Regions from separate parts of the Homo sapiens genome. Here region 1 is linked to region 2. A link is a loop called in an ENCODE intact Hi-C map of the cell type or tissue named here. Cell type or tissue: CD4-positive, alpha-beta T cell. All regions are shown on one strand. Each heading gives the region's core, and the rest is flanking DNA. Links, peaks and the distances in the headings are about the cores only.

Region 1 (7,668 bases), core at 1-5,000, 85 kb after region 2:
GCCCCCTGGGGAGACCTGCCTTTATCAGACAGTCGCAGATGCATGAGAAACTGCCCGTGTGGGGGCCGGTGTGGGAACCTGACCAGGGCCATGTTGCCTCAAGAGGGCGACCACAGAAGCATCTCCAGAGCAGTGGTTCTCAACCCAGCTGCATGTTGGAATCACTGAAGAGCTTAAAAATACCATTGCCCAATCCTGCCCCAGAGATCCTGATGTCATGTCCTGGCATGCAGCCCAGGCCTCTCTGGGTGAATCTAGTGAGGAGCCGAGGCTACAGGCCACTGGGAAATGGGGTCTACCCAGATTAGCTGGAGTAAACAAGAACAGAAGGGGAGAGATGGGCTGGGAGGGCAGTGCAGGCTGGACTTGATGTATCAAGGAACTTGGACTGCGTCCTGGGAGCCATGGGGTTTTGACAGGTTGCAGCAGGGGCGTGTCGTGGTCCGTTTTGCCTTTTGGGAAGACCGTCACACTTCTGTGGAACAGATGGGAGGGGAGCCAGTGTGGAAGTGAGAAGTCCAGTGAGGAAGGCGCCTTGCAGGACTCCAGGCGAGAGGTGGTCCCCGACAGTGGTAGAAGAGGAAGGAAGGCGGACTCGATGGAGCCAGTGGCAGGTGACGTGTAGCAGGAGAGAGTGACGGAGGGACCGTGTTGAGTCTCAGGTCTCTGGCTTTCAGGGCACAAATGCAGTGCTGTTCACCAAGAACAGGAGCAGGGTGGAGTGGCAGGCGTGAGGTGGGGTCATAATTTAAGTTCAGGAACTGATTTAAGGGGCCTTCTAGATGTCCAAGAGATGTCACGTCAGTGCGTGAATGGAGTTCAAAGGCCAGATGTGGGCTGGGCGTGGGTGCCGGTGAGTCATCTGTGTGAGGCTGGCCGTGGACGCCAAAGCCACGGATGCATCGCCTAGGGAGGGAGTCACCTGCAGAGATGACAGGCTGTGGTCCAGACCCCGTGTTCAGATCCTAATCTCACCAAGCATGACTCTGGGCAAGTTGTCTTAACAAAATTTGGGCTGCCATAACAGAATACCATGGACTAGGCGGCTTAAATGACAGAAATTTTTTTTTCACAGTTCTGGAGACTGGAAGTTCAAGATTAGGGTACCAGCATGGTTTGGTTCTGGTCGAGGCTCTCTTCCTGGTTCACAGACTGCCACCTTCTGTCTGTGTCCTCACATGACCTTTTTCGAGCACACGCATCTTCTTACAAGGCACAAGCACTAATCCCGTCATGAATGTCCCATCCTCATGACCTCATTAAACCCAGTCACTTCCTGAAGGTCCCACCTCTAAATACAATCACATTGGGGGTTAGGGCTTCAGCATATGAATGGGGTGCAGGGGACACAAAGGTTCCATCTATAACAGTTAACCTCTCTCAAGTTTGTCGACCTCTCAGGTTCCCCAAGGACGAAATTAAGCATGCATGGAACCCGGGACATCATGGCACATACATGGCCTGGCACATAGTATTTCCCTACCCTTGAACTTGCCCTCCTTTCCCGCTTCCAGGGAAGTGTCTGCTGTCTGCTACAGACTCTGTATTTGCCTCAATCTAACAGCTCTTTTCTTCCTCTTCTATTCATTTTGCTGCTTCTGATTGGCTGTGGACTTGTAAGCCATCGGCCGTATTCGTTTGAATTGTGTGTACAGTAAGAACAGCGTGCACTGAACGTGAAAGCTTGAGTTCTTTTTTCTTTTCTTTTTTTTTTGTTTTGAGATGGAGTCTCACTCTGTCACCCAGGCTGGAGTGCAGTGGCACGATCTCGGCTCACTGAAAGCTCTGCCTCTGGGGTTCACACCATTCTCCTGCCTCAGCCTCCCAAGTAGCTGGGACTACAGGCGCCCGCCACCACACCCGGCTAATTTTTTGTATTTTTAGTAGAGACGGGGTTTCACTGTGTTAGCAAGGATGGTCTCGATCTCTTGACCTCGTGATCCGCCCGCCTCGGCCTCCCAAAGCACTGGGATTACAGGCGTGAGCCACCGCACCTGGCTGAAAGCTTGAGTTCTGTGTGACTTTGTGCTCCTTAGGGACAGGCTGCAGGCCCAGGCATGAATTTTAGTGCCTGCATGCAGTGAGCTTCTGTCAGAGTTTACAGATCTGGGCCAGGCGTGGTGGCTCATGCTTATAATCCCAGCACTTTGGGAGGCCGAGGTGGGTGGATCACCTGAGGTGAGGAGTTGAGACCAGCCTGGCCAACATGGTGAAACCCCGTCTCTACTAAAAATACAAAAATTAGCCGGGCATGGTGGCAGGTGCCTGTAGTCCCAGGTACTCAGGAGGCTGAGGCGGGAGAATCGCTTGAACCTGGGAGGTGGAGATTGCAGTGAGCCAAGAAAGCACGACTGCACTCCAGCCTGAGCGACAGAGTGAGACTCTGTCTCAAAAGAAAAAAAAAGAGTTTACAGATCAGTGGGCACTGGTTGTGGATGGCTCAGACTTTCTACAACGTTCTAGGCTGTTCTCTGGATTGTGAAGGTTAAGGGGCCTCTGGATAAGTGAGGCAATGGCTCGTTAACGCTTACTTGCACAGTGACCATGCCATCACCATAACCCACAGGAAGCATCCTGTGACACTGTGCTCGCCCCCTGCTGGCTGATGGGGCATCCCCTTGTAACTGGAGGCAGTGCTGGGAGCGCACAGGCTGTCCTTGTGCCAGAGACTCTGGGCTCTGCCATCCCTGGACAGGGGCCGGGCCTGGGGAGGGTGTGTGGTCCTGAGACCATGTTTCCTCCACCTGCAAACCAGGGGCATCCCTCATGGCTGCCTCCACCCACCCACCCAATATTTCCTGTACCAGGTCCTGTGCCTGGGGACACAGGGGATTCCACTGTCAGCAAGACTCAGTCCCTGCCCTCAAAGACATCCTCTTCTAGTGTTGAAGGAGTAAGCAACTCGACAGGCAAGGTGATTGCTGTGGGAAAAGCTGTGAGCAAAAGGCCCAGAAAGTCACAGAAAGACAGAAGGAAGACAGAAGGGAACTCCAAAGGCTATGGGAACAGGGCTGGGGTTGCCACTAAGGTGGGGAGGTCAGAGAAGGCCTCTTTCAGGAGACACTTAAGCTGAGACCCACAAGGTGGGAGGGAGCTGTGGGCAGAGGAGGGCAGGGCAGGGGAAAGCCAGGCAGGGAGCAACCAGGTAAGAAGAGCTTGGCCTGGCTGAGAGACAAGTGCACAGGGTGAACACAGAGTGCGTGAGGGGACTGGGAGGGTCGCAAGCAGGTGCACAGCACTCTGTGTGGGAAGGCTTGGGCCACTTTTGCACTGGGCAGTGATGTGGTCCAGTGTCGTGGTCATGTCCGGTGGTCCTTATAAAGGCCTCTCTTGTTGCTTAGTGGAGAATGGATTGGTGGTGGGGGGGAGGGTGCAGCGTCGAAGTGGGGACAGTGCAGTGGCAATTGCCACAGTCCCCGTGGAAGGTGTTGATGCCACAGGTTGTGCTGGGTGGTGGCAATGGGAGTGGAGAGAGGTGTGTGGACCTGGAGGCAGAATTAAGGGACCCGGAGATGGATCAGCTTTAGGGTAAGCACAGCGGGGGGTCTCACAGGCCCCATGATCACAGCACACTGCTCGATGGTGTGCCTGCTTCAAATGTGTGTGGTTTCTAGGTCTATGGCCAATCCGAAGCAGCAAAATGAATAGAAGAGGAAGAAAAGGGCTATTGGGCTTTAGTTGTAACAACAACACGTTTGGCAGTGCCATTTCCTGAGAAGAGTGACAAGAGTCCAGTGTGGCTGGAGCCTGGTAGGGGCGGGAGCAAGGTGGGACCCTAGCATGTCCCACTTTGCCGTGTTAAAGTGAGATGCTCATTAGACATCCAAGTGGAGGGGCCCGGCAGGCAGTGGGTGTGCGGGTCTGGAGCCCTGCCCAGGAGTTTGAGCCAAAAGTCTGACCGAAGTGTTGACACAGAAGTCTTACCTGACATTCAGTCTTTAAGGACCAGTCAGGACCCTGGCTCACCTCCTGCTCCGATGCTTCCTGGGGTCACACCCACTAGGAGCATCTCACATGTGCTGGATTCTTCCCAGAAAGCAAAGTGCTCTCAATCCTGGTCACCAAAATGCTTCCAGCCCTGCTCTCTGTTGGCAGGCTGGCAGGGACTGTCTCCATTTTACAGAGGGGGAAACCGAGGCTCCGAGGCCGAGCGACAGGGAGTGGCTTACCCTGGGCCATACAGTCAATGAGAATGAGGATTATTAGAGGCCACCCCCAGGTCTCCAGCGGCCATACTGCATCCTCCTGGGGTGATGACTTCTCCATATGAGTCCACCAACCGCAACTGCTGCAGTCACGACACTGTGCTGATACCTACTGGAGTGCCAGGATGCCCTGCACGGAGACCTTTCTCCAAAGTTAATCATTACTGTAACCCCAAACTGGTCTTCCCGATTTGCAGAAGATCAACCTGGAACTCAGACAGGTCCATGACTCACTGAGGTCACACAGCTAGTGGGTGGGAACCAAGAATCATGAGGCTCTGCGCTAACTGCTACTGTGCCCTGGAGAAGCACCCAATTCCGGAGCCTTGGTCCTCGGTATTTAACATCTCGGGGTTGGGGGCACTGTGCTCTCATGAGTTCTTTGACAGTGAAGCACTTCTTGATCAGGAAGGACAGTCCCCCACGACATCCTGTCCCCGTCCTAACAGGAAACACCCAATTAGTGACCTGGTGTTTCTTCAAAATGGTGGCCTAAGGAGCTGAAAGCCCAGGGCTCTGCTCGCCTGGGAAAGTCTCCATATCCGTCTGAGCCTCAGTTTTCTCATCCGTGAAAGGGGTATAAAAGCACTTGTTCTTCCTACCTCCTGGGCTGCTGGGAGGGTTCAGAGAGAAAACTGAGAAAGTCCTTGGGAGTCATGGAGGCCATGTTCATGTTGGCTGCCGTGGTCCTCCATTAGGCCAGGCAGTGGATGAGGGGTAGCAGAGGGGCCTCTGCCTTCAGGGGTTTTGCCCCCGACCTACTCGTTCCACCCAGATGGACGCCCTGAGCCGGGGAGGAGGCGCGCCCCCTGGTGGAGACGCTATGGTTGCTGCATCCGCAGGAGCCCAGGCGGAAGAGATGCTAAAGGGAGCGGAGACACACTGGCTGGCTAGAGAGGCCTGGGAGGTCGGGGTGTTATTTTTGTGTGATTGATCTGGCTTTTGGATACTTAACAGCAGAGAAAGGGAGAAGCTGGATACTGATGATGCAGGGCTTGTCTGTCTCCAAAGCTTCTGCTGGTCTTGCTACACCACTGTAGACATTTCCCTGGGAAGGGGGACATCGTAGGGAGGGGACCTGCTCTTTGCCAGCTCTGTTTCTTATTGCCCAACAGGACACAGGAGTCCATGTCTCCAGCAGCCTCCCAGCTGGCTGTCTCCTCCCAGGTTGGGTCTCCTGGGGCACCAGCCAGCTAGAATGGGGTTGGCGGGGGTGGCCACTAGCTGCCTTGGTGGCCCGTCAGGAGCACAGTTGTATGAAGCATGGGTCCTCCGTTTCCTCCTTAACTCTTGCACAGGCGAGTAGACTGAGCTGACCGTGGGCCTTGGCTGCACAGCGCAGGGGAGGAATTCAAACAGGGGCAGCCCTGACCTTGACAGAGAGCCAGGCCCTTGGGGGAGGCTCACTCGTGACAACAGCAGGTCTCTTAGTCTTGTCTAAGGCTTTTCTCCAGCACCTTCTACATTTGCTTGTCTGTTGATGCATTTGCTTATTTTAATATTGATTGAGGGCTCCCTTGCCAACATTGACACTGTCAGCATTTGGGGCTGGTTAAACCTTTGTTGCGGGGGCCTGTCCTGGGCACTGTAGGAGGTTTGGCAGCACCCCTGGCCTTACCTTCCAGATGCCGGTAGCAGCACCCTTCCCTCAGGTATGAAAGCCAACGATGTCTCCACACATTACCAAGTGTGTACCCTGATTGAGAACCACTCATGTGAGCTCTACCATGTGCCAGCTTTGAGCTGGACTCCATTCCCGCCTCCTGTTCCCGCAGGCAGAGCTGGCTCTGCAAACACCTGGAGCAGGTAGGGTTCCGGGCGTGTTTGTCCCTCCTGCTTTCCTACCTGCCTGGCCTCCCACCTCCTCTGACCTGGGCCGCCTTGTCCAGAGGCCTCCCTCACTTTCCATTCTTCCATCTAGAGAGGTAGACAGGTGACAGGCTCTTTGTGCCTCAGTTTCCTCATCTGTAAATTAGGGATAATAACAGTATCCACCTGGGTAGGTTTTGTGAAGAGTTAGATTGTTTGTGTATGGAAAATACCTAGCACAGTTCTGGACATGCAGTGAGCCTGTATGTATCACTCTTACTCAGTGGATGTTTGTTTGTTTGTTTATTTATTTATTTGAGATGGAGTCTTGCTCTGTTGCCCAGGCTGGTGTACAATGGAACAATCTCGGCTCACTGCAACCTCTGCCTCCCGGGTTCAAGCGATTCTCCTGCCTCAGCCTCCTGAGTAGCTGTGATTACAGGCATCCACCACCACGCCTGGACAATTTTTTTTTTGTATTTTTAGTAGAGACAGGGTTTCACCATGTTCGCCAGGCTGGTCTTGAACTCCTGACCTCAGGTGATCCACCCGCCTCAGCCTCCCAAAGTGCTGGGATTACAGGCATGAGCCACCGCACCTGGCCGGATGTTTATTTTTATTGTGCCAAGCTGGGGATGCAACAATGAACAGGACAAAGATCCTGACCTTGGGATCTCAGAGCTCATGAGAAAGGCAGACACCTTATTCTGGGCTTTTAATTCAGGTGGGATGGGGACACCTAAGGGGCCTGTTGGAGGAACACCCCACCCAGGAGTTAAAGAAGGAAAGCTTCCTGGAGGAGGTAGCATCCCAGCTGGGCTATGAAAGAGAAGTACGAGTTAGCTGAGTGACGAAAGGAGAGGACTAATGGTGTGAGTTATCTATCTTTTAAATAAATTTTTTAAAAGCCCTTCTGAAAAAATCAAATCCCATTTACTGGGGGCGGTGGTTGGGGGTGCTTTTCTGTACAAATAGTACAAAACCATGCCCCCGAAATTCCTAGATTCACCTCTTTGGGAAGCCACGTCACCCCTGTGAGATACTCAGCATGGAAGTGCTTGGCACAGGATAGATGTGGAGTGTGGGGTTAAGGGCAATGGAGCTGCCTCCATTCCCCACAACCCAGCCCATGTGCAGGTGTGTTTGTACTTTGATAATAGTAACCTCCCCAGATGCTTTTTTCCTTATGGGTGTTGGGGCCTGGCAGGAGGGGAGAGCAGGGAGGCAGGTGGGGAAATGGAATCAGAGAAGGGCACAGCCGCTGTTCTGATGCAATCGGAGTCATTCTGGCTCACCTGCATGTCCACTGGGGGTCACCAGACGGCACTGCCCATCATGGTGTCTCAGAACCAGCCCAATGGACACTCCTCTTGCCCGTGCTTCTGCGATCGCCTCCGAGGGGAGAGAATTGGTGGATGGGACATGGAGAAGTGCACATTGGTGGTTAAAGCTCATGTCCTATTAGCTGATGCCAGGCACCTGGCCTCAAGGTGTCCAGGAAGTGCAATCCTATCCTGGCCTGGGAAGTGGTGACCAGCACTAAGGAAGCCCCCCCAGCAATGTCTAGGGCACCGGGCTGGGCTCCTGTGACAATGTGTGTTGTTCCTCTTCCTGCACAGCTACAGCCTCCGCTTGGCGTCCCGATGCTCTCCAC
Region 2 (10,976 bases), core at 2,876-7,875:
CTTTGGAGGGTTTTGAGGAGAGGGCTGTTAGAGTTGAGTTAAAAAATTCTTAATAAATACAAATAATGAAACTATTCTACAGGGCAGAATCAGGACTTGGTTACTGGTTGAAAATAATAATAATAAAAAATAGTAACTTACCGTGTTTCATATATGTCAGGCACTAGCCTAAGTGCTTTCCGTTCAGTAAGTCATTTACTATTGATTGCAACCACATGGGGTGGGCACCATTACTATCCCTATTTAACAGATAAGAAAGTGAATACAATCGGAAATATTTTCTTGGTGCATTAAAGTTTCATTTTAACATGATTTAAAGATGAGAATTTAGGATTTATTGACCTGTTTAGTTATTTGACTTTAAAAATCAACTTTGAGGTATAAGCTGCATACAGTAAAAGGTAACTGTTTTAACTGTATAGTACAAGTTTCACACCCGTGTAACTATCACTGCTGTCGAGTCATAGGACATGTCTGTCACCCCAAAAAGTTCTTTTCTACTGCTCTGAAGTTAGTCTTTCCCTGCCCAAGGTCACTACTGATCGGCTTTCTGTTCCTACACATTGGTTTTTCCTATTCTGGGGTTTCATAGGAGTGGAATACATATAGTCCTTGCCCTTTGCTGTTTGTCTCATTTTGGTCTTTATACTGTTTCTGAGATTCAGCCATATTGTTGCATGTATCAGTAGTTCATTTCTTTACGGGAGCTGTTTTATGGGAGACCATCTGACCATGTAGATATGTCTATTCATAATCTTAATTCCAAAGAGTTAGCGAAACCCTGGGATGGCTTTCTATCTTTCATCTTAGTTATCTCTCCCCCTTTTTTCTAATTCTAAAAATATATATGATATAAAAAGTTGAAACCACTTTCACTGTTTTATCATATTATTAATATAGAAGTATATTTTTTATAGATAATTATAAATATGAATCTGATTTTTTCACTTTAAAAAAAGACTTCTAAGTAAGGTGGTTGCTATCTGTTTTGACTTAAACCTCAACTAATAAATGTGTAGTTTAGGAAATTAGCATGTTGAATGAATAGTGGTAGCCCTTGAAATCTCATTTTGAATCATGTATTCTACTAGATAAATTAGCAAATTTTAGAAAATCTGGGACCTTGTCTTTCTGAATGAAAATATTATTTGTGAAATTCAAAAAAAAATTAACAACCTGAATAGCATTTCCTTAAGTCAGTGGAATGAGCTTGTGGCAAGAAGCCTTTCCTCTTATGTTAGGATAGTAACACTTCGGCAGAGAAAAAAGCTGTGGGACTGTTTTTCTCTGCCTCTCCTTTGATGCCCTCTAACTCACTCTCCTTGGTCAGTTCTGGCAATGTCATTCCAGCTGTGTGACCTTGGGCAAGTCCTCGGCTTATTTGTGTTCACTTTCTTATCTGTTAAATGGGGACAGTAATGGTGCCTACCCCGTGTGGTTGCAGTCAATAGTAAATGAGTTTATAGATGTAAAGCCCTTAGGCTAGTGCCTGACATAGGAAACACCGTAAATTATTATTTATTACTGTTATTTTTCAGCCGGTAACCATGTCCTGATTCTGTCCTGTAAAATAGTTTAATTACTATTACTGCTTGAATTCAGACCCAAACATCCCTTCTCTGGGCTATTACAGAAAGCTCCTGATTGATTTCCTCGCCAACGTTTTCCTCCCTATGGGACCATTCTCCATAGGCCTTACAGAACATGCAGCTCACCATCTGGGAAATCAGAAAAGCCAGCGGTCGTTGCGAGTTGTTGGGAATGTTTTCGTGGAGGAGCTGGGATTTGAACTTGACCTGGAAGGATGTGGAGGATATTGATCGTCAGAAGAATTGAGGGCCAGGTGAAAGTCTAAATTGAGAAAGGCCCAGAGTAGCAAGGGGACCTAATGTGGTGAGGGTAGGAGGGGCCAGAGGGTGTGCCAGGAACCCAGATGCCTGTAGGGGCCAGGGATGACCTGTAAGAGTAAAATGGGGATTTTTCTGTGATTTCTTCCAATAGAATTTTTTTTTTTAAATCCATGGGTAGACCGAACAAACCCCATCTGAGATGAAAGGCTGTAGCCCACAGTTTGTTGCTTTGGATGAAGATAGTTTGAGAAGTTAAAACTCAGTCTCACCAGTAACAGCCTCAGTGGGAGGCAGTAGAAAGCTCCTTCTCCTGCTTACCAATCCCCTGTCCCCACCCTCACCCATTCCCATTCTGTATTAGAATCTTCTGGACAAGAGGAGGGGATGAGCCCTCAGGTGACTTATTTTCTTTGCTTCTCTTGAACGTTGACAGTCTCTAAAGCCAGCAGACCAATGACTAGATTTTATTTAGAAAGTTTAAAAAGCGTTTTGAATCAGATACTTTGTAGACTGCTTATTCAAGAAGACAAAAGGTTCAGAGAAGTTGAATGTAGAGTAGCCTAGATGCCAGAAAGCCTCACCCCATCTCGTCACTCTCCTGCCCAAACCCTCTTGTGTCATCCCACCGCTCTCTGAATTGAGTCCAGCTCTTTGCCCTGCCTTGGTTTTGCATGTTCCAGTGGTGGCTGCCTCTGCTTTCTTCCCGTCTCTATTCTGGTGCAGCCGCGGTGGCCTCTTTTTATTCCTGAACAGCCCAGGCCCCTTCTCTCCTTGGCATGTTTGCCTGGACTGCTCAGTTCTTAATACATGACTCATTTTCATCTCTCAAGTCCAAGTCCCTGTGTGACATCTTCTCTGAGAGGCCTCCCCCTGCCATCCTAACTAAAGCACTGCACTGTCCCCTCCTTATCTCTCCTACATCACTCTTTAGGTCACTGAGACGTTGAACACCCCTAGTCTGCCACATTAGCTTGGGGTGCAGGTGGGCAGGACCTGCCCCTTCTCTTGGTTGCTGCGTTCCCCAGGTAGCGCTGCTCCAGCACATGGACACTTGCTGCTAATATGTGCAGGATGATTGGAGATTCCTGAATAACTTCAGGTTGGAAGATGTCAGTGGCAATGGGAACTGGAGAAAGGAATTGGACGTGACAGATTTTGAAGGATCAGCAGCAGGGTTTGGCTCTGTTGACCACCCTCACTTCCTGGAGTCTTCCCCAGCTTTGGTGATGCCATGTGCTTGGTGCCTCTTTGGCTCTGCGATGACTTCTAGGACTGGGACTCATTTGCTGTGCTTCTTCTTCCGTTTCATTCTTTGATAAGGGCATTCTGAGGGCTTTGTTTTCGGCTGTTCTCTCCTCTGCTTTCCATCGAGGATTCTCATCCACTTCCATGGACTCCATGGCCAGCTGGGGCTGTACTGCTCTTACAGCCATCTCTCTGTGCCCAGACCTCTGGGCAGTTGATTGCCAGGCATTTGTTTGCCCGTTCGCAGTGACCACTGCTCTGAGCTGGGCACTCTGTGCCAGGCTGTATCGAGGCGAGTAAGCACAGCCTGCCTGTCTACAGCCCTAAACTTGCCTCTCTGGAGAGGTGATTAACCAAGCCAACCAGGAAGGGCTTTCACAATACACAGGGCACACTGTTGCAAGTTGTGGAGAGTGTTGTAACAGAGCCATAGGGGAAATCCTACTAGGTTAGGATAGTGGGGACTAGCTTCTAGGAGGCTAAAGTGTTCTCTGGGTAGAGCCCAGGCCTGGAATACAAATGCAAATTGGCCCCTTTTGGTAACCTCACCTTGCTGGGGTCTCAGCTTCACCACCCTGGGGTTTAAAGTATTGGGAACTTTTCTTCTGCTTTTTTCTCCATTCCCTGCAGGAGCCTAAACGGGCATTGACAGTAAGTTGTTGTGTTTATTAATACTCTGAAGCCATTGCAACTTATCTCAGTTTATTCTGGTATATTTTGCTTTTTCTCCTTTAGAGATTAGCAGTGAAACCCTTCAAATGATAAAGACTCTTGTGCCTGTTTGGGGAAAGCAAATGTCACAGCCATGTTTTGTCCCTAACTTTGCATACTTGACACTGCTCACACTCTTTTCACATGTACATTGATGTAGAAAGTTATAGAAATTCCTTTTCATGGCTTTTTTTTTTTTTTTTTTGAGACAGGCTCACTCTGTCCCCAGGCTGGAGTGCAGTGGCACGATCTCGGCTCACTGCAACCTCCGCCTCTCAGGTTCAAGCGATTCTCCTGCCTCAGCCTCCCGAGTAGCTGAGACTACAGGCAGGCACCACCATACTCAGCTAATTTTTGTATTTTTAGTAGAGACGGGGTTTCACCATGTTGGCCAGGATGGTCTCGATCTCCTGACCTCGTGATCCACCCATCTCAACCTCCCAAAGTTCATGGCTTATTTTTAAGGGAAAATGTATAAAACAAAGTATGGAAGAAAAAGATATTGCAGGGCATAAAGGGAGAAAAAGGAAGGAGGAGGAAGAGGGGAGAAAGCTTATAGTTGTAACGCTTGTAGTTTTTAATGTTAACAGTTGTACTCAGGAAGTGGGGGAGGTGCCCAGGAAGGGGAGAACGTAGGACATGAATGTTTGGATTAAGCCCCCCTGCCTCCCTCCACTCTTGTAGGTTTGGTCTCTAGGAGTCGGTCCTGTCTTCTTAGCCCTGAGAGGGGAGGTACGATGGAAGACTGGAGGCGGTCTTAGTGCAGTAGCAGCTTGAGCTTTTTGATGATGTTTGTTGTATCTATGGATGTTTACCATATTGGAAATTATAACAAAGTATTTTGAAATAGTTATAGATCCACATGAAGTTATAAGAATAGTGTAGAGAGTCCTATGTACTCTATTTATTTTTGAGAAGGAGTCTTGCTCTATCCCCCGGGCTGGAGTGCAGTGGCATAACCTCGGCTCACTGCAACTTCCGCCTCCCGGGTTCAAGTGATTCACCTGCCTTAGCCTCCTGAGTAGCTGGGATTACAGGTGTGCGCCACCACGCCCAGCTAGTTTTTGTTTTTTTAGTAGAGATAGGTTTTTACCATGTTGGCCAGGTTGGTCTTGAACTCCTGACCTCAAGTGATCTGCCTGCCTCGGCCTCCCAAAGTGCTGGGATTACAGGCATGAGCCACTGCGCCCGGCCCAAGTCCTGTGTACTCTTTACCCAGCCTTTTCTAGCAGTAACATCTTACAAAGCTTTAGTACAATATGAAAGCTAGGAAATTGATTTGGTATAATAATGCTAGTTAGACTACAGGCCTTATTCATAAATCAGAAAAATTTAAAACATAAGATTAAACAATCACACATTTCATAAGCCACCAGAATGATGACATTTTCACACATGATAGCCTCCAGAAAACTCCACTCTACACATCTGAGAGTGAAAAAGGCAGACAACATCTTAGTGTTGTTATAGCAATAGCTCTGACCTTGTGGGCCCCAGAAAGGGAATTCTCAGGTGTCCACGGACTGTGAGGTATGAGACCCCACTGGGTTGGTGGTTAGAATGTAGACTCTGGAATCTGTCTGGATTTTATCTTGGCTCCACTACTTCAAAACTATGTAGCTTGGGAAAGTTACTCAGCAGGGCTGCTCTGTGGCATAGTATTTGAGAATCCAGACCCTGAAGCGAGATTGTCTGGATTGAAATTACCTAGCTCTGCCACCTGCTGGCTGGGACTATGGGCAAAGTTTAGTTTCATCTGTAACGTGGAGATCATAGAAGTGCCTATAGCAATTGGTAGTGTGCAGATTAAATGAGGTGATAAGTGCTCACAGTTGTATCTGACACATCTTGAACGCTCCATCTGTGTTAGTTGTGATTGTTACTGTTGTGATGATTAAATGAGGTAATGCATGTAAAGTGCTTAGCACAGATCTTGGCTCAGAGGATGGAATAAATGTTATATTCCCTAAGCTCCTCACCCCGTCCAGCATGGAAAGGTCATCCTGGGTCAGAGAAAATGTATCAGGAAAGCAGTAGAAGGGCCCTTCAGAGGCTCCCCAGCAAGGTCAAAACTCGTGAATCAAAATCTGTCCAAGGTTTCTTGTCTCAGGGAGCAGGAACAGAGAAGTTCTTCCTCTAGCCAGTGGGCTTCATGAGGAGGGGGTCCTAGCATGGTGCTAGCTCTGAGCAGACACTCAGGGAGTATGTGTTAATGACTGACGGATGGGCTGAATGAAGGAGAGACGCTTTGGCGATTAATTGGGGGAAGAGAAGCGGGTAGTGACTTTCTTTGAGTTTGAGGTAGGAAGTTGGAAACATCGAATTAATGAGATCAATTAATAGTTAATAACTAAATGACATTAAATTGACTTAAATTTAACATGTTAAATTTAATACATACTGTTCCAGATCTGTTCATTGATACATGTTTAAAGACTGTACTTCATTAAGCAGTCAAATAATGAGTCCTCATTGAGGTCAGCTAATAGGGAAGCAGAGAAGTTCTTTAGCTTCTTTCATATCACAGTGATCAGTGTTAAAAACCCATGAGACAGGAACATACTTCTATTCAGGGGCAGCAAGGACAGGGCGTACTGGGAGACGCCAGCAGCTGGGGTGCCTTGCGGAGCTTGCGATCTGCTCTCTGCTCTCTGCTTGATGACTTCTATTCTGCTTATTCTGGGTAGACAAGCGAATGGCGATGAGTGTTTCTCAGAGACCTTACCCCTGCCTGCCCCTCCTGCCTCAGTTCTAGCTGCTTCTCCTACCTTCTCTGCTCTGGACACATGGGTCTTTTTGCCTGGATACTGCGTTTCCTCTTAATTTGAGATTTGGTCCTGGCTGTTTTCTTTTCCTGACATGTTTCCCCAATATTGTCACAGATTCCCTTTCTACTTCTAGAGAGGCCTCAGCATTCTGTCTGAACAGGCATCTCCATCCCTACTCCATGACTGTGTTCCTTTTTTTTTTGAGACGGTCTGTCAGCCAGGCTGGAGTGCAGTGGCACGATCTCGGCTCATTGCAACCTCCACCTTCCGGGCTCAAGCAATTCTCTTGCTTCAGCCTCCTGAGTAGCTGGGATTACAGGCATGAGCCACCACGCCCAGCTAATTTTTGTATTTTAAGTAGAGACGGGGTTTCACCATCTTGGCCAGGCTGGTCTCGAACTCCTGACCTCAGGTAATCTGCCCGCCTTGACCTTCCAAAGTGCTGGGATTACAGGCGTGAGCCACCACGCCTCGCGTTCCCCTCTTTTTTTTCATTCGCCACTGATCGGAAGGCATGTGTCCCCTTTTTTGTGCTTGAGTTTTCTACAGGGCATCAGCCATTGTATGTATGTGTTTAATTTTGTCTCTATTTCTTACCAGAGTGATGCCGTGTTGAGGCAAGCGTGCTGCCTAGAACATTGCCTGGCCTGTAGCAGGGATTTGGAAATATAGAAATAAATAAATAGAGTAGATGGTGCAACTTATTTTAGACAAGATCAATCTGGGAAATAGTGCCAGGATCAAATTGTGATTCTTTAGTATAAGAATCAAGATGAACCTGTTTAGATATGATATTACATCTTATCCTGTCAGGATATGTACCAAGAAGAGATCCCAGTTTATGAGTATGTGGGGGAGAGAATTTTTTGAAAACATTCCTTTGTTCCTAAGGTTCACTTGTACATTGGTTGCTTGGAATTAATGGCATACCACATTTTCTAAAAAAGGATTCTTATATTGATCCAGAAGAATACCTACCTCAATTTCAAGAAATTCAGGCACATGTGGAGGAGATACTTCCTGATAGATGACCCAGCTCTTTCATTTATTTCTATCCCTCCTTTTTAAAAAAAGCTTTAAGTTAGCTTACAAAGAGCCATGTACTCATTCAAGTATTTAAGTGACAACAAACATTTGAAATCTACTGCTAAGCTGGGGGAACACAACACTGAATAAGATAGACACCATCTGTCTTCACTGCAGTCTCACAGAGGAGGCACACAGTAAACACACAGCTATACAAATAAGCATTTAAAATTGTGGTAAGAGCTGTGAAGGAGAACCAAGGAAGAAAAGAGGGTGGTTCTATTTCAGAAGTCCAGCCCATGAATCTACCTTCTACTTCTCAAATCATTGATTTTCTAGAAATGTTCTAGGCAGTTTGCAGCCATAGCCACGGCCATGGAGAGTCCAGCGGGGCTGTGGGGAAGAAGGGAGGGAGGGCCCTGGGGCTGCCCAGCGTCTGGGTTGTGCTGCTGTGAACTGAGGTGCTCTGTTGTAGTTTGGTCTTTTTGTAATGTGAAGGATACGACAATAACAGAAAAAGCTTTCCTCTGCTGGGTGTATGAGTCCAAAAGGAAAAACCAATGGGTCTAGTGGGACAAGATGTGGAATAAAGGAGTAATTTAAAAGAAAAAAAAGACAAAAAATAATGGGTTGACTTAAAACAGATAAACAAATACATAGGATTTTTTGGTATTTCTTTTTCCCATGGCTTCTCTGCTGAGGTCCTTCATGTTCTCGGGCGCTTCAGAAATTTTAATACATGTGATCTCTAACTTGTACTCAAGTTACACATTTCTTGTGGGAGTGACCATTCCTGCCTTAAGCACCATCTCCTGCTGACATTTCCATGGAAATCTGGAAGTTTTAGGTCAGAGGTTCTTAGATGATATTCCAGCAGAATCTTAAGTGAAAACTCCTTGATGATTAGGACTGACTATAGGCACTCGAATCAGACAGATATTCAGATCCAGGCTTTGAGCCCTTTAAGCAATGTCTCTAAGCTCTAATTCCCTGCTCTGTGTGGAGAGGGGGAGACACTGATAATACCTGTCTCTTGGACTATTTGGAGTACATTCTACCCAGCATGTAAGACAGCACAGTGCCTTGAGCGAGGAAGTTCTCAGTAAATACGAAGTTGTCATTAGAATTACTGTGAAAGTGCCTGGAAGTATCCGTTTAGGTTAGCAGACATGGTGACTTTTCAAAGCGGCTGTGCTCCTGGGGAGGATAAATGGTGCTGAGTGTTTGCCTAGGGTCCCAGCTGAGACGGAAGAAGAAAATCCCCTTTTACTTTACTAAATGGCCAGTGCTGATAGGACATCACTCTGGCTAATATTTGTTAATGTCACTTACTTTATCAGTGTTATGAAATAATCATTATGTAGCTTAGGATGCCAATGCCAACTACCAGTGTAATACCTTTTCCCTCTTTGGAAATAAATTGTTCACATTTCCAAAAATCCAGCTTATAGATTAAGAATTTAAAAATGGGGACACTATATTTAGAAGTGAAAAATGTCTATGGTTAATTTATTCACACTTTAGCTAATTAAAAATACCATAAGACCATTTTCTGGGGCTAATTGGCTATCTTATGTTTTGGAAAATGTTTCAGGGATATTGTTGGGACAAAGGTGTAAATCAAGCAGGAACAAAGCATTTGTGTGTCTGAAATGGAGGCTCAGTTGGCTCGGCTCTGCACGAGAGACAAACCTGTCTCTAGATGCCCTCTCTTGGGCTCTCGAGCTTGAAGCAGGCCAGAGAGTAGATGACCATGTTTATAATGACTGTGAGATTTATTTCTCTTGAAGTAGACTGTTGATAATTAATAAGCCAAAAATTGAAATGCTGAGAGTATGCCAGTTTGGATGATATTCTTTTCTTGGTACATATATTCTTGAAGACGACAAGAGCTTCCTGGTTGTGGGAAAAATTAATCTTTTTTGTTTGGGGTTTACTTTTGCCTGTGTTGGTTCATTTAAAAGTCCTGGAGAAGTGTTTCCCTGTGCAGTGAAATGAAACACACTCAGACTACAAAGCCTATCATTCTTAGCAGTGCCGTGATGTGCACATCAGCTCCGTAGGATATATGGTGTACTGGTTACTAGACCCTTGGTGTTCCTTTGATTTGAAAGTTAATGAGAAAATAACAGTCATATTCTCCCAGTTGGCTCAAATCTCTCCCTTCCTTACATACATATCTAATAGTAATCTTTTCTTAAGATTATGATGAATTCCAGCCTAAACTTTGATAAATAATTTAAAAAAATTCTCTGTTTCTTAGCAACTCTGTGATATCCTGGTGACTTTGCTGTTTAGTGACTTGGTAAACAGTGGTAAATTACTGTTTCCTGGAAAGGTGGCACTTGCAGTAAGGGACCACAATAAGTTGTCGTGTTTTGGGGTGGAATATTCAAGCCCCATCCAGTTAGGGGTTGTTGCTGGAGGGCAACATGGATGGGGCAGGGTTGGAGGGCCCCAGTAGCCTTTGTGGTGTGTGCTGAAAGCATTCATTGAAGTGGGCAGTGTTGGTTTTTATTTTTTAAATGTGCTAAGGTACTGATGGTAGCCTTTGATTTAGAAGTAAGCTTATGCTATATTTTGCTGCCAGATTCTATTTGTGTTTAAAGCAGTATGGTGGCAGAGATTATCATATTTTGGAAATGGCCACAGGTGGCTGGAACAAAATAGAGTAACACAGACATGCTTGAAGGTTGCAGTGGTTTCCTTTGGACAGTTACAAACAAGCATCAAAGCAGCTCCTCAAATGCTTGACATCATCGTTTTGGTCTGTCTTGCCAGCTTCAGGTTTCGGTTACATTTTTGCATACTTGCTTATTGAACCAGAAAAAAAAAAAAACCCATGATTTGAGTTTTCTTTCTTTTGCTGTGATCCTTCCATTTCTTGACTTGCAGAACACTACTGAGCCTGTGGCGGCCACCGAGACCCTGGCTGAGGTACCCGAACATGTGCTGCGAGGACTTCCGGAGGAAGTGAGGCTTTTCCCTTCTGCTGTTGACAAGACCCGGATTGGTGAGTGCTCCTCCTGTCACGGAGCAAGTCAGGCAGTAAAGAGCAGGTGGCAGTGAGGCTTCCTGCAGGGGCATGTCAGGTAGGGAGCGCACCATAAAAGCAGCAATTTACCCTTGACTTAGAAGATTATATGGTGTTGATGCATTTTCTAGTCAAGAATCCAGGTTGGACATGGGTTGTAAAAATAAAACCAGGAACACACAAACAGACACACACACAAACACACACACACACACGTAGGTCCCATCCCTCTTGCCTGAGTGTCCTCCTCCTCTGAGTCTCCCTGCTGAGCCTCACCCCACAGAACGTGTTGTTCCCTTCTCTCTGATTTCACCATGAGGAGCATGATTGTACCATTATATT

Evidence for each region. Hi-C counts contacts between places; a loop is a spot of excess contacts. Peaks named below come from ENCODE experiments on the same cell type or tissue, not always from the same donor. Only the 100,000 strongest peaks of a DNase experiment are listed, where the experiment ranks them.
Region 1: a loop joins it to region 2, with 2.7 times the contacts of the local background. A loop is called at or near these places in 2 of 110 quality-filtered maps.

Annotation. Positions count from the first base shown.
Region 1 is chr1:13,808,794-13,816,461 of GRCh38, forward strand. PRDM2 (PR/SET domain 2) reads left to right here. Exons shown (of 10, transcript NM_001393986.1): 9 at 7,634-7,668. Among named protein-coding and RNA genes, the nearest start is that of PRDM2, 110 kb to the left of the region's middle. RefSeq lists a silencer at 2,586-2,635 and an enhancer at 5,083-5,132. In CD4-positive, alpha-beta T cell, for the core only: CTCF peaks have their summits at 2,622 (motif pointing left) and 2,825; DNase peaks (open chromatin) are centred at 898, 1,178 and 2,598.
Region 2 is chr1:13,720,505-13,731,480 of GRCh38, forward strand. It overlaps PRDM2 (PR/SET domain 2), which reads left to right. Exons shown (of 10, transcript NM_001393986.1): 3 at 10,496-10,613. Among named protein-coding and RNA genes, the nearest start is that of PRDM2, 26 kb to the left of the region's middle. RefSeq lists enhancers at 10,267-10,576, 10,637-10,696, 10,917-10,976. In CD4-positive, alpha-beta T cell, for the core only: a CTCF peak has its summit at 5,510 (motif pointing left); DNase peaks (open chromatin) are centred at 3,467 and 5,527; H3K27ac peaks cover 293 bases.